Regions from separate parts of the Homo sapiens genome. Here region 1 is linked to region 2. Evidence: read pairs that join two places in POLR2A ChIA-PET (ENCODE). Cell type or tissue: MCF 10A. All regions are shown on one strand. Links, peaks and the distances in the headings refer to the core of each region. The heading gives the core; the rest is flanking DNA.

The links. ChIA-PET counts read pairs that join two places held together with the same protein. Peaks named below come from ENCODE experiments on the same cell type or tissue, not always from the same donor. Only the 100,000 strongest peaks of a DNase experiment are listed, where the experiment ranks them.
Region 1: POLR2A ChIA-PET joins it to region 2 with 15 read pairs; 3 of 35 experiments call an interaction of 5 or more read pairs at or near these places.

Annotation. Positions count from the first base shown.
Region 1 is chr5:67,008,482-67,014,756 of GRCh38, reverse strand. The region is part of intron 4 of MAST4 (microtubule associated serine/threonine kinase family member 4); the gene reads right to left. Among named protein-coding and RNA genes, the nearest start is that of MAST4-AS1, 7.5 kb to the right of the region's middle. In MCF 10A, for the core only: no CTCF peak of the experiment used is centred there; DNase peaks (open chromatin) are centred at 2,296, 3,426 and 3,796.
Region 2 is chr5:66,825,136-66,831,410 of GRCh38, reverse strand. All of the region lies in intron 3 of MAST4 (microtubule associated serine/threonine kinase family member 4), which reads right to left. Among named protein-coding and RNA genes, the nearest start is that of MAST4-AS1, 180 kb to the left of the region's middle. RefSeq lists an enhancer at 1,179-1,680. In MCF 10A, for the core only: no CTCF peak of the experiment used is centred there; DNase peaks (open chromatin) are centred at 2,380 and 2,650.

The DNA of each region.
Region 1 (6,275 bases), core at 1,989-4,488, 180 kb before region 2:
AAAATAGCATTAAAAGCAGTAAGATCCAAGAACTGGACTGAAGAGAGCAGGTCTCTGATCTTAAGCCTGGATTCCAATGTTAAGAAAGTCACTATTGATTTTTCACTTTAAAAATCCTTGATTTCAAAGGCTAACCTGCCTGAACTTCACAGGAGAGAAGGCATCTATTGAGAAAGAATGCTACAAATAAGTTTTACAGGCCACACAGTAAAAATACGGCAACTTTTATTCCACGGTTCAAATACGTAACCCCAGACATCAAATCCTAAAACATATAGGAAATTATGATTCATACGCTTAGAGGCTTATTTTGCAGAATCCATAACAAGAACTATTACCTAAAGCACCCAAATTATCCCACATCTGTTTAGCTCCACTGGTCACTAAGGCCATTTGACATCAAAGATGAGAAATCCTTCTGCTTAGGGACCTACTATGGAAATGCGAACTTAAAATCATCCATTCAACTTGCCAAGGCAACTGATGTGCCTATCAATTGTTTTGCCACATGCCTGCCCTTTGCAGTGGTTGAGCAAGCCTAGGTTAATTTTACAATAAACCAGTTTTTGGGTTAGCAAATTACTTGTGTTTATCTGGAAGGGTACTAGGATAGGGAATAGTTAAGTAGATAAAATCAGTCCTTACATGGAAAAAAAAAAAATCTGACATAGCTTCAGTAGCTCCAGTACTTAGTTCCTGATCTAGGTAATCTATTTGGAAAAGTCTTTGATTTTTGTATCAAAAGTCTTGAGATTAGCCAAGTGAAAGTAATATTTTTACAGGAATTATATCTCAAGTTCCAAGATCAACAAGCCACTCAAATCAGACATAAGAAATAACATTACATAATAGCCACTTAATGCCTATTGTTTTACAGTAACAAAGGCTTCATTTACCATATTTCCTCGAGTGCTTTATTCAGCTGGCAGTTTTTCCCATGCCAAACATAATTTTTTCCCTCAACCCCTTCATACATCTATAAAAGTAAAACATTTTATACTTATACTTTTTAAATTATTATAATTCCCAATTTAAATATATCCATCCTATTGCATTTTAGAAAACATTAATGTGAAAGGGGCATAAGTGATTTTTATGTAAGCTATGGATCCAGTGATTTTCTACAGATTTCATAGCTGAGAAATTTGTCAATGACTACATAATATTCCAATAACGACTCTTAAGGAAGAAACCCAGTAAAGCGTGAGACATAAACATACACTGTAACATTTAAAATTAGATAGAATAAAGCATACTTCTTTACAGCTTTTATTTTGTTTGATAGCTTCAACAAATACTCATGTGGCAAAATGGGCCTGGTAAATCCATCAGCTTTCTTCCCCTTCTAATTCTATGACCCTAAGAGACCTCAGCAAATTTCACATTTTCAGTTTCTCATTCCCTCCACCTAGGTTTTTCACTCAGAACCCAATATACTACCTCTAAAAGATACTGCCACTTGAACTTCCATGTCAGGTTAGAAACTTTCCAGGGGCACAAGGTGCTGGTACTTACTTTGAACAGCTAAAAGCTTATTCAAGAACTTCAGAATAAAAATGGTGGTTGGCCTACCAGATGTCAAGATCTGCATTTTGCTTGTACTACTGCCTGCAATTACAGTTTGCTAAGAGCCCCCAAACTCTGACAAAATCAGTCACTGATAAATGTAGGACCACAAAGCAGAATGTAAAAATTCCCAGGATTCTATAATAAAGTAAGCAATGGGGTGCTTCAGATAAGAGATATACAGTAATGACTGCCTATTCTTCTTACCAATCTATTTTACCTTCAAGTACTGATCAAAGCCTAAATTCTCTGCTATGGTCTTTTTTCTTTAAAATAAAACCATGATATGTCAGTTGTGATATTAGTATAATTACCTTCTCAAATAGGCATGTCCAATAGACATTAATGTAGCTAAAATTCCCACAGGTCCTTTTATTGTATTAATAAGGTTTAAGATCAACATTTTCAGAATTTACAACCAAGTTCCTAGTGGAATTTTTTTCTTTTCTTTTTTTCTATCTGCCTGGAAATAAGGACAGTACCAGAACTACAATGTATGAACTTTTGAGATCTATCTAGTTACAAAATGTACCACATTATCACAAAAACCAAGTTCCTACTGATAGAGACTGACTCTACTTTTAGTAGACAATTTTATGCACACTTTGTATCTACTTTCATCTAGGTAGCCCCAGGACCATTTTAATATCTTGGCTCTACTATGTAAGTTTCAAAAGGATTACTCAGTTACCATGATGTCACTCCCAAATGACTAGTTACAGGTAGTGAAGACAGCTCAGATTAACATAACATGCTTACTCACACTAGAGATGGGTGTGTATGGAGGGTGAGGCTGGGGTCCAGGGCCTCCAGTTTCCATCTGTGTGAGACACCAGCTATTTCCATTTCAACCAACGGAAGAAGGACTTTCCCAAATTATTCAGATAGAGTCCTATTCCAAGCTTCCTCTTCTATGGGCCATCTCCACACAGGAATTCAAATGATTCCTTGACCCCAACACCTGTCAATCTTTAACCCAGAAGGCAAATGGTCTCTATCTTGAAGCTTACGATTCCTGTTTAAAGGTATTACTTGAGCTTCTGATAACAGGATAGATGTGTAAAGAGAAGCAAGCAAAACCATTAGAGAATATAATGTTCTACCCATCACTGTGCACTTATCAATATACTACTCCCACCACTGCCTTGAGTGAAGACACACACAGAAACACACTCTCTCTCACACACACACAATAGCAGTGAATAGACCATGCCTCCCCATGCAGCATATGCTCCATAATTCTTATGTTTTATTTTTAATGAATTTCTTTTGAAATCTACTTTTTGCACTCTCACACATTTCTCTCTCCCTTCTCTCTCACTCTTTCCTCGCTTCCTCCCTCCCCCTTGTCTCACAAAAGACCTACATATTCCAGGGGCAAAACAGTCTGTGATCTCCTACTGTAAGTTTCACACTAGAAGCTAAAAGCAACATTTTTGAACTGTGCATATTTCTGCTTCCATCCTTTGTATCTGGTAAGCCTTAGATGCCCAGAATCTGCGAATGCTGCCACAGTTGGGACAGCCAGGCTCTCAACAGGAGCCACTCAGCTGCTGGAAGCTCTGGGCTTGGAGCTCAGTTTTCTCCTCTGCTCTAGGGGTATCCCTGACCAGGCTGGGGGAGAGGCGGTCAGGAGCAAGGGCAGCCCAGGTTACTGGACGGCGTCATGGAATATTAGCAACGTGAGAGCTAACTAGAAATGACAGAAGGACTGAAGGGGCAAGCCCTGCATGATTTGTAAGTCTGTCCTGCCTGCAGAAGACACAGTCAAGAGCATAAAGAAAGTACAAGGATGAAAGGAAGCAACTACGAAACAGGCCTGGGCAAAGCAAGGAGTGGGAGGAAATGGGCTCAGGGACTCAGGGAGGGGCAGAGCCTGCAGGTCAGGCGTGGAGAGGAGGAGAGGAGCAACAAGTGGGGCCAGGCTTCAGTCTCCTGTGGACTAGGCTGCAGGGGAGGGGCTGGGGTACCAGGGCCTCAGGAGGAGAGCAAGAGGTGGTGTGTGGGAGCCAGAGACGCTCGGTCAGGGCTTTACAGTAAGAGAAACTCCAAACCTAAACATGTCACAAAGGAACAGTCATAAGGCTACGGAAGAAATTTGAGCTTCCAGAGGGAGGTGAAAAGGAAACTGTCATTGCCAATTTGGGCAATGAAGCAGACAACAAAGTGAGCAACAGTGAGTAAGGGGATATGATTCAGGGAGGAGGGCTGACGGGCCAGCCACGAATGTGCAGAGGCAAGGCCATCATAGCTGCGCTGCTGCTGTATTTAGCTGCCCACAGAGAGTGGCCACCACCCCTGTTCTCCAAGTCCTTGCTTCACTCTCTCCTGGGTTATGACACCCCCACCCTGGGGCACCTGTTCATGCTCAAGTCATCCATGAGTTTCCAGTTGCCAGATGCAACACACACCTTCACTTCAACTCTCTGTGGAGTGCTGGGGGTGTTGACCATTTTCCTCCTGGGATTTCCAGGACAGCACCCTCCTGGTCCCCTCCCTTTATAGGGGACTTTTTCCGACTAAGTCTCCTTTCCTGTACCTCGCTGCATTTCTGCCCACTCCTTAAGCGGGGTATCTTTAATTCTCCCATGTATTAATCTGATGTATTTCTCAGATGGTCTTAATAGTAAGTCCCGTGTTTATTATTTTGGCACAGCCTGCCTGAGTGCCCTGGATTTATGTACTCAGCTGCCTGCCTAGGGGGCTCTTTCTTTCCAGTCTCAGTGCCTTCGATGTTCCCAGATGCCTGTCCCCAAACTCCTCCCATGATGGCTCTTTCTCATCCTTGAGGGCTCCCTTAAATATTACCTTCTCGAAAGACCTTCCCTGACCACGTTATCTGAAGTAACTCCCATCATCACCCCACAGGGTTATGTTCTCATCTCGGCTCTTGCTTACAGCCATTGGAATACTGACCACATTGGCAATTGACTTAGTTGGATACTTGTTTATTGGTGAGGCCTAAGTACTCATCTATCTCATTTATCACTGTGTCCCTTGACCAGCATGGGATACACGTTTGGGATACTGGCTGAATGAAGGAATAAATATCCCGTGGTATTCAGTGCACAACAGATCTTCAATAAATGTGAATAACTGAGCTTTAGGGGAAAAAAGGGGCAAGTATAATATAGGTTCTTGTGTTTTCCCCGCCTCACTCTCATAAGTACAGGTGGTTCCTCCCTCTTCCTGGTTCCTGGAGTCAAAAACCCCAGGGCCATCATGGAATATTTCTTCTTCTCTCAGAGTCAATGGCTCATCAACTTCTATCAACGTCATATCCTTCATATCTCTCAAAGGCACAATCTCACTTCATTCTTTATCTAGCCCTGCAAAATCTTTTAAACAGACTACCCCAAGAACTTATTAACTGGCTTGCAGGTCTCACCCCCACTCCCAGACCTAAACCCCAGTGTGGCTAGACATGTCTTCCCAGCACAGGATCAAAACCAAACTCCCTCATATGCCAAGCGCCTCAGCTCTCCTCCGCAGCTTCACCACCCACTACTCATCTTCATTTGTAATGACAGCAGTAATATTAACAGCTAAAATTTATTGAGAATTTTTACATGCCAGTCATTTCATTAAGCATTTTACACATATGAATGCATTTTAATCTTTACAACAATCCTATAAGATAAATACTTATCCCTATTTTATAGACGGAGCAAGTGAAGTCCAAAGTTAACATAACCAATCTCATACAGTCAAGATGTTAACCCAGGTAAATGGGCTTCAGAACGACCCTCTTAACCACTGTGCAGTACTGCCCCTTCCAACTCTCTGCTTCAGCAATACTAAGCCATGTCTAGTTCCTGGAACTCTGTGTTGCCAAGGTCACCAGGCCTTTGTACACACCATTTATCCTGCCCCTTGGAAAGGCTCTGTTCTTCACTTTCGTCAACAGCAAATATCTTTCAAAACCTTTTCTATGTGGTGTCTCTTCTGGTTCCCTGAGACCAAATTCTCTCTTACTCACTGAGCTTATATGTGAGCTCCTATGGCTTATATGTACCTTGTAAATACTTCTTGATTGTCCTGGTTTGCAATGATTCATTTACTTGTCTTCATTGAAAGCATGCCTACAGCTTTCAAAATTGGGTCACAGTGCCCAGGTACACAATAGGTGCTTAATAAATGTGGAGTTAATTGGGATTTGGGTAAAAGGGGTGAGTACAGGTTTACTAACACCTGGAATACCAGGGCAAGAGGGAAGAGGATTCTCTATAGTTCTCATAGTCATGACATATATTCATGAGCAAAACAAAGGAAAAACTCATCAAACACTACAGATGTATCTGAAGGGAAGATGCCGAATGCATAAAAAATTCAATACATCCTGACAACTACAGGATTTAGTTTAAGATCCCTGAAGGTACCTGCTGTTCATAGCAATTACTGAGTAATGTGAATTCTGCAAAAAACAACTACCAAAATAAAAACCCCAAAAACTTCTTTTTTGGTTCTCAGAAAAAGACATTTGGAAACTTGCTCAAAGTGATGAACTGAGTCACAAACTACCCATCGGCGTGGAAAATGGTTTTATTGATTTAGGCATCATCAAGGTTGAAAGATTATCATTAAGCAAAATGAAAACATGACAGATTTCTAAACATTAAGGTTAAAACACAAGCATCTTCTGGATTCTCAAGACTGCACTTCAGCAAAACTAAAGGCCCAACTCAAAACTTAGCAGCAACATTTAGAAA
Region 2 (6,275 bases), core at 1,573-4,072:
AGATTTTTGACACTGGGCTTTAAGTTAAAGAGCTGGTTTGTCTCACATACTATGTATCTATTCAATGCACAGATGCTTTTAAAAATAATGTAAACTCCCCTATATTAGCCTGTCATAATGATCCCTGTAAATAAATGTTTACTAGGTTTACTGATAACTGTTCTAACTTAAGGACAAATTCAGACAACAAACATGGTGTATAAATACAACAAGTTCATTTCATAAGCAATGATATGGAATGTTATAGAGAATAGAAATCATCCCTTGGTTTTCAACAATATTTATTGGGTTCCTCCTAGATGCTAGTACATTTATTATATGACCCTTAACTTTAAAGAACTCAACTCTACCCATCTACTTATTTAGTACACTCAAAAGTCATATATTACAGTATGCATTTTACAGAATAATACACAGACACCAAGAGGGTGTGTCAGGATTACCTCACAACACAGGATTGGAGCCAGGAATAGAGATATGCAGGTTTCAGCCTAGCTTTACTAACACAGGTATACCTCATTGGCAGGTTCAAATGTTCCACATAGCTATCTATATTTGTAAATTAATTTTATTCTTAAATTCACTAGGTGGCGTTACTCTTATGAACTCTACAGTGACATGTGTGGTAATACAAATACATAAAGTGTGTATTCTGTAAATAGTTTCCCTACAGTGGAATTTCTAAAAACAGCTACTCTATGTAATGTCTTTCTTTAAATGTTAGATGCAATGGGAGTAAAAGCAAAATAGGTTTTGTATTAAGCCACAGTAAAGTTGTAACCATGAAGTGGCAGAACTTTCAAGCACTTTTATGTTGTTATTTTTCACAGCATGAAGACTTATCTCATCCAGAAGAGAAAATATTCCTTATCCATTATACAGAGGACGGCAGGTGTAGAAAAAGTATATTAAGTACAATAAAAACCTAGCACTCTAATAATATATTAGCAAGTATTCCTTTGTTTTGTAGCAAATATTTTAAATAGAAAATAGCTCCATTATTTTAATTAATGAAAAATAATGATTCCTTTATTTCTAAAATTAAAGGCCCATGAAAACCATGCCCCTCACAAGCACTATATGCTTCAACTATCTCCTCTGAAGTTGTGATAACAGACATATTACAGAAATAACAAAAACTTAAAAAAGGAATTTCTTCTGAAAAACATTTTCAGATCATTTAAAATGAATTAAAGGAAAGAGAAAACTCACAGAAGAATTACTATCCAGTCACTAATAATCTGAACTATTCAGAGTTTAACAGAGTTAATCATCTTTTTAACAAAGAGCCTTTCCATATTTAACAACTGACCCCAAAGAGGACGTGGACACAAACAGCTGTGCATTACCAGAACTTTATAGAGGTGATGAAAACAAAGAAAAGGAAATCCACAGCAGTGACTAACCACACTGTGCATTCAAAAACAATGACCACACTGAAATTCATTAAGGAGGTAGTCTGTTTACTTAGGTTTGAACAATAGATGGTATGTAACCCCAACTTCTCTAATCCCTCTTTTGTTTAGCTGCAAATAATCCTTTCGTTGCCTATATTAATATTATAGTAATATGAATATTAGTATTAATAATTGATACTTAGAACAAAAAGCAGACAGCTAGACCAGCTGAAATTCAAAGACTTAATATTAAGGAAACATTTCTAAATGTGCTGTATATTCTGTATTCCAAGCATTTTTTTTAATATCAAAATAATATATAAGAGTTTAACAATGGCTAATGATTAGATTCTTTCACAAAGAAAAATATCACTTATATACAGGACAAAGAGTTATGCAGGAGTTAACCATACTAATGTTGAACATACTTATGTTCTGGCTTCCTTAAACTTATAAACTGCCAAGCAGATGTTTTGTTGTTGTTGTTTTTTCCAAGTTTTCTGATTTGCCAAGTTTTAACTCAGAATGTATTTGTACAATAAAGTCAGAGTAATTTCATCAGAGAAACTTGGGTACAAAAAAGCAAGGCAGTGAGTTACATATCTTTTCTCATCTCAACATAAACAAATTACAGCAAACTTTGAGCTGCCAGCAAAAACTTTCATTTCACTGACGGGGAAAATTCCCAGCAGCTGCACACAACTGCAAGGCGATCAGACAGATGCCGCCGAGCGGAGGTTGATCCCGACACAAAACTGAGTCCTGCGTTCCCAGAATTGAAAGGAGTTGCTACCCCTCGACAGACTTCCCAGACACTTGACGGCATGCCAGATCAGTGCATCAGCTGTCACTGCCAGCCACAATTTAACTATTCTTGAATAACCAGTAGAAAAACAAACCACCAAAGTGTCAAACTAAAAGTCATATCTATTGTCTCTGACAAAAGCAGCTTCCTCACTGAACCCTGTGATGTGTCATACCTGTAACCAGAAACTCCGTATAGCGTTGCCATGTAGATACTAAGAATTATGCACATATTCGTGCCCAGTAAAGGAATGACAAGGGAACTTTGAAATCCTCAATGGCTGGCCACTGACAATGCTACATGTCAAGAATGGAGCAGTCTCCTACCTGGAGCCCTCTTCGTCTTAGAATGCTGGACTCATCCATCTCACCCTCTGCTTTCTCTGAGCCTCTCACAACAGTCTAGCCATGCTGTACTACCTCTACTTCAGCACGCTAATTCAGAGCCCGGCAGCTGCTAAACACTTACATCACGCTCTAGCTGATTGGAGCCCGGAGTCAGCTGGTCCAGCTTAGTTATTCACTCCAGCAACTTCGGAGATCACGGATGCTTGCAGTTCGGTGGGAGAGAGCAGCAAGTGGGCTCAGACACCTAATGCATTTATCCAGGTGGAGGAGGCTCTTGCTATTAGACAGGAAATCGTGAGATCCTTGTTTTCTCTTCTTCAGAATGCTGGCTGTGGCATTTCAGGAGACCACTAAATGGCTTTCGGCAGTAGCTTTGGGTCAAGCCCCATCTGAAGCAACTATAAGGTCACAGTGGCTAAGTAAATCAGCGGTGACAGACACCTCTGTAAAAGGCAGCCGCTGACTGGGATGGTGAAAAACTAGGGCACAGCTGGTCAGCCAAGCAGCACCACTATGCCTGGCGCTCATCTCTTCCAAAGGCATCAAAGAAAACAAAAATGTAGCAGAACACACATGCTGCCTGCAAACCTGAAAACGGAGGGCTCAGGGCAGCTGCTCTCCAGCCACCAAACCCTTTACACCTCCCAGCATGAAAGCCCATTCATTTACATAAATACCTGCCCTTCAGTTCCTACTAGCTCAAAGACAGAAACAGTTTAATTTCCCTCATGATAATAACTTAGTTCTGCTGATACCTGACCAAAATGTAAAAAGGTTGGGTGGAGGGGATTCTAAGAGCCATCATTAGTTGGAATATTTAACCTATGTATAGTGTATAAGCAGCTAAAGAAAAAATTCCCATCGTGCAATTTCACAGTCTGTCTCAGCTTGTTTACTCCGTTCATCCTCATCTTATCTCAATTGAAAGCAACCAAGAGATGAATATTAAGTTTTCATTACTGGCATGGCACAGGAGTAACAACATACGACACTACCAATTCATAATAAATTATTCCTCCTTGGTGTCTATTCTAAAGATATTTAAATTGAGAGAATAGTTTGATCCTGAGAGAGATACAAGGACCAACTGTACTTTGTCTAAGAACGACCTCTTTCACTCTATCCATTAGAATAATTATTTTTCTTGAAAGTTAGGAAGACAGGTATAAACATTTTTTTAAATCACTAACTCCTGGATTTTACTTAACCCAGTTATCTAGTGATGTTTAAATGTGGGAGAGGGGAAGGAAGTGTCTAGTGGTTCCCTACCCATTCACCTGCTATTCCACTGGTTTTCCATCTCTTTCTGTCTGTCAACACACTAATACGCTTGCTCTCAATTGATTAGATTATGTCATTAAAAATAGCTCAGGGATTTATGAATCTAACCACTGAGGAAAATTGATTGCATTTTATGTTCCCAAACGGTCTTTGCATATATCTCCAGACATACAAAGAGGAGCCTGTCAAGAAATGCCACCCCAGCAGAGAAGGGTGTCAGGGTGTTTTTCCACTTAGGCATGTTGATTTGATACCACTTAAGGAAGAAAACCCCAGAGAGTTTTTAGCTCTCGCTTATATGTGGAGGAGTAATATCATCTCTAAAGCAAAATACAGCACAAAAACTGGTCATTCTTCAAGTCAAAGTGTATCAACGAATTCTAGCACAAATGAATTTTTAAAAAAGATTTTTAAAACTACGTTTTTTGTTTAAATCAAAGGACAAAAATAAAAGAAACAAAAGCCACTTAAGAGAGGAGAAAGGGCCAGCCTTGTTCTATCTTTTGGCAATCTGTAATGCTGGTGGAGAACAGACCCCCAACCTTCACAGGCTCACCTGCACTTTAATCTGTTCCTGCAAAGAGAAAATCTGGCTCTTCAGTGAAAACGAAGGGAACGACAATTGTTGCCTGCTTTCTATCTCAAGTCACCCTCCTGAGAGAGGAGCACAGAAAGTTCCCTGAATGTCAAGAGTTGTTTTAGACAAAGCCTTGGCAGCAGCTCCGAATATATTTACCAGCTTACAGTGTCATTGCTATCTGCCCACAGAGGCAAAAGGAAGTCCTGACAGATTTTGGAAAAAATCTTGACCCAAGAAGCTCAATTTTTAAAAGCAAAAGCCAAGCATGGTGTACTCATATACACTTCTACTCTGAGGACTACAATCTTCATTGTGCTGGTCCTTCTAGAAAAACTAGGGTCTAGAGGAGGGCAACAAATTCCCACTACAGAGAAAGAGACGGGGGATTGGGGGGGGTGGTGGGAGGACAAACCAGTTTTCCCCTTGAAACACAAATCGGGTCATCAGGAGAACAAAACAAAACAGGTAGAGAGCCCAGAAGTATCTTTTCTGTGACCAATCGTGTAAGCTAGTTGGAAGTACTATCAGAAGACATTTCGAGGACACACTGTCAAAATGTCAGCTGACGTGCATGCATCTTAGGCACTCTGCAGCTCGAGGTGTTTGGGAGGTGGTGGGAGTGATAAATAGGAATCTGGCTAAGGACGAAAAGTATGTTTCTTAACAAAGGAATATTTTGAGATAAAATCTAAGTGAGTGTTCCACCATTAACTAAGTCTAAAATGAGGATTATGACCATCATACCATCAAATCTAGTATGAAAAAATATCGATTACCTGTCAAAATGTATCATTTTGAGAAGTGATACACATACATTTTAAAGAAATAAAACCAGCCAGAGGCAAAAACATTTGGGACAAAAATGAAAGGCTGCTGAAAAATAACATCAAGCAATAATGGCTTAGCGGAGGGAATAGTAAAAGGAAAATTGCTACGTTTACCCTTTGCTATATATTTTCTCATCAAGATAAGCCATGTGTTAAAATGCAATAAAAACTTCAAATGATGACACTATTCACAGGTAATAATCAGGATCTAGCCTAATTTCCATTAATAAACTCATTTTTCCTGTGATTTTATACCTCCATGGAATATATTCACAATATTGTGAGTCAATTCACAAAGTACCAGCCTCAATATGTATTGCTTTTACATGTGTATTCAAATCATAAAATCTGGTAGGCTTTGTCATTAATTGTAATCTAAAGCCAGGGGCTTTGCAGTATTTCATTAAAAAAAATTACCTGTATGGATACGCCACATGCCCACTCTATTATAGGCATAATTTACTTCCTGGAATACTCAAAATCCATGGTCACTGTAATAAAGGTCAAATTTAAATTTTAAGAATTATTGCAATTAAATGGTTTACAGAAACAAAAACAATTCCAAATACCAACTGAGAAAAACAAGGGGGAAAGAAAACGTTTGGTTGAACACATTTCAAAAAAGCGTATATTGAGATTTTGTAATATTGTCCATGGTGATGTTTGGTACAAGGATATGGGTTCCCCTCTGATTTACACGGCCAGATATTTTTCACATGCAGTCATGTGCTACATACTGACATTTCAGCCAATGATGGGACACATATATGATGGTGGTCCCATAAGATCGTAATAGCGCTGAAGACATCCTTTTGCCTAATGACACCTTGATGATCCTGACTCTGTGTAGGACTAGGCCTGTGTGTGTGTGTGTGTGTGTGTGTGTGTGTGTGTGTGTGTGTGTGTGTGTGTCTTAGTTTTTAACAAAAAAGGTTAAAAAGTTAAAAAATACATTTCTAAATAGAAAAAAGCTTAAAGAAAACAATATTTTGCTACAGCCACATAATGCATGTTTTAAGCTAAGTGATATTGCGAAAG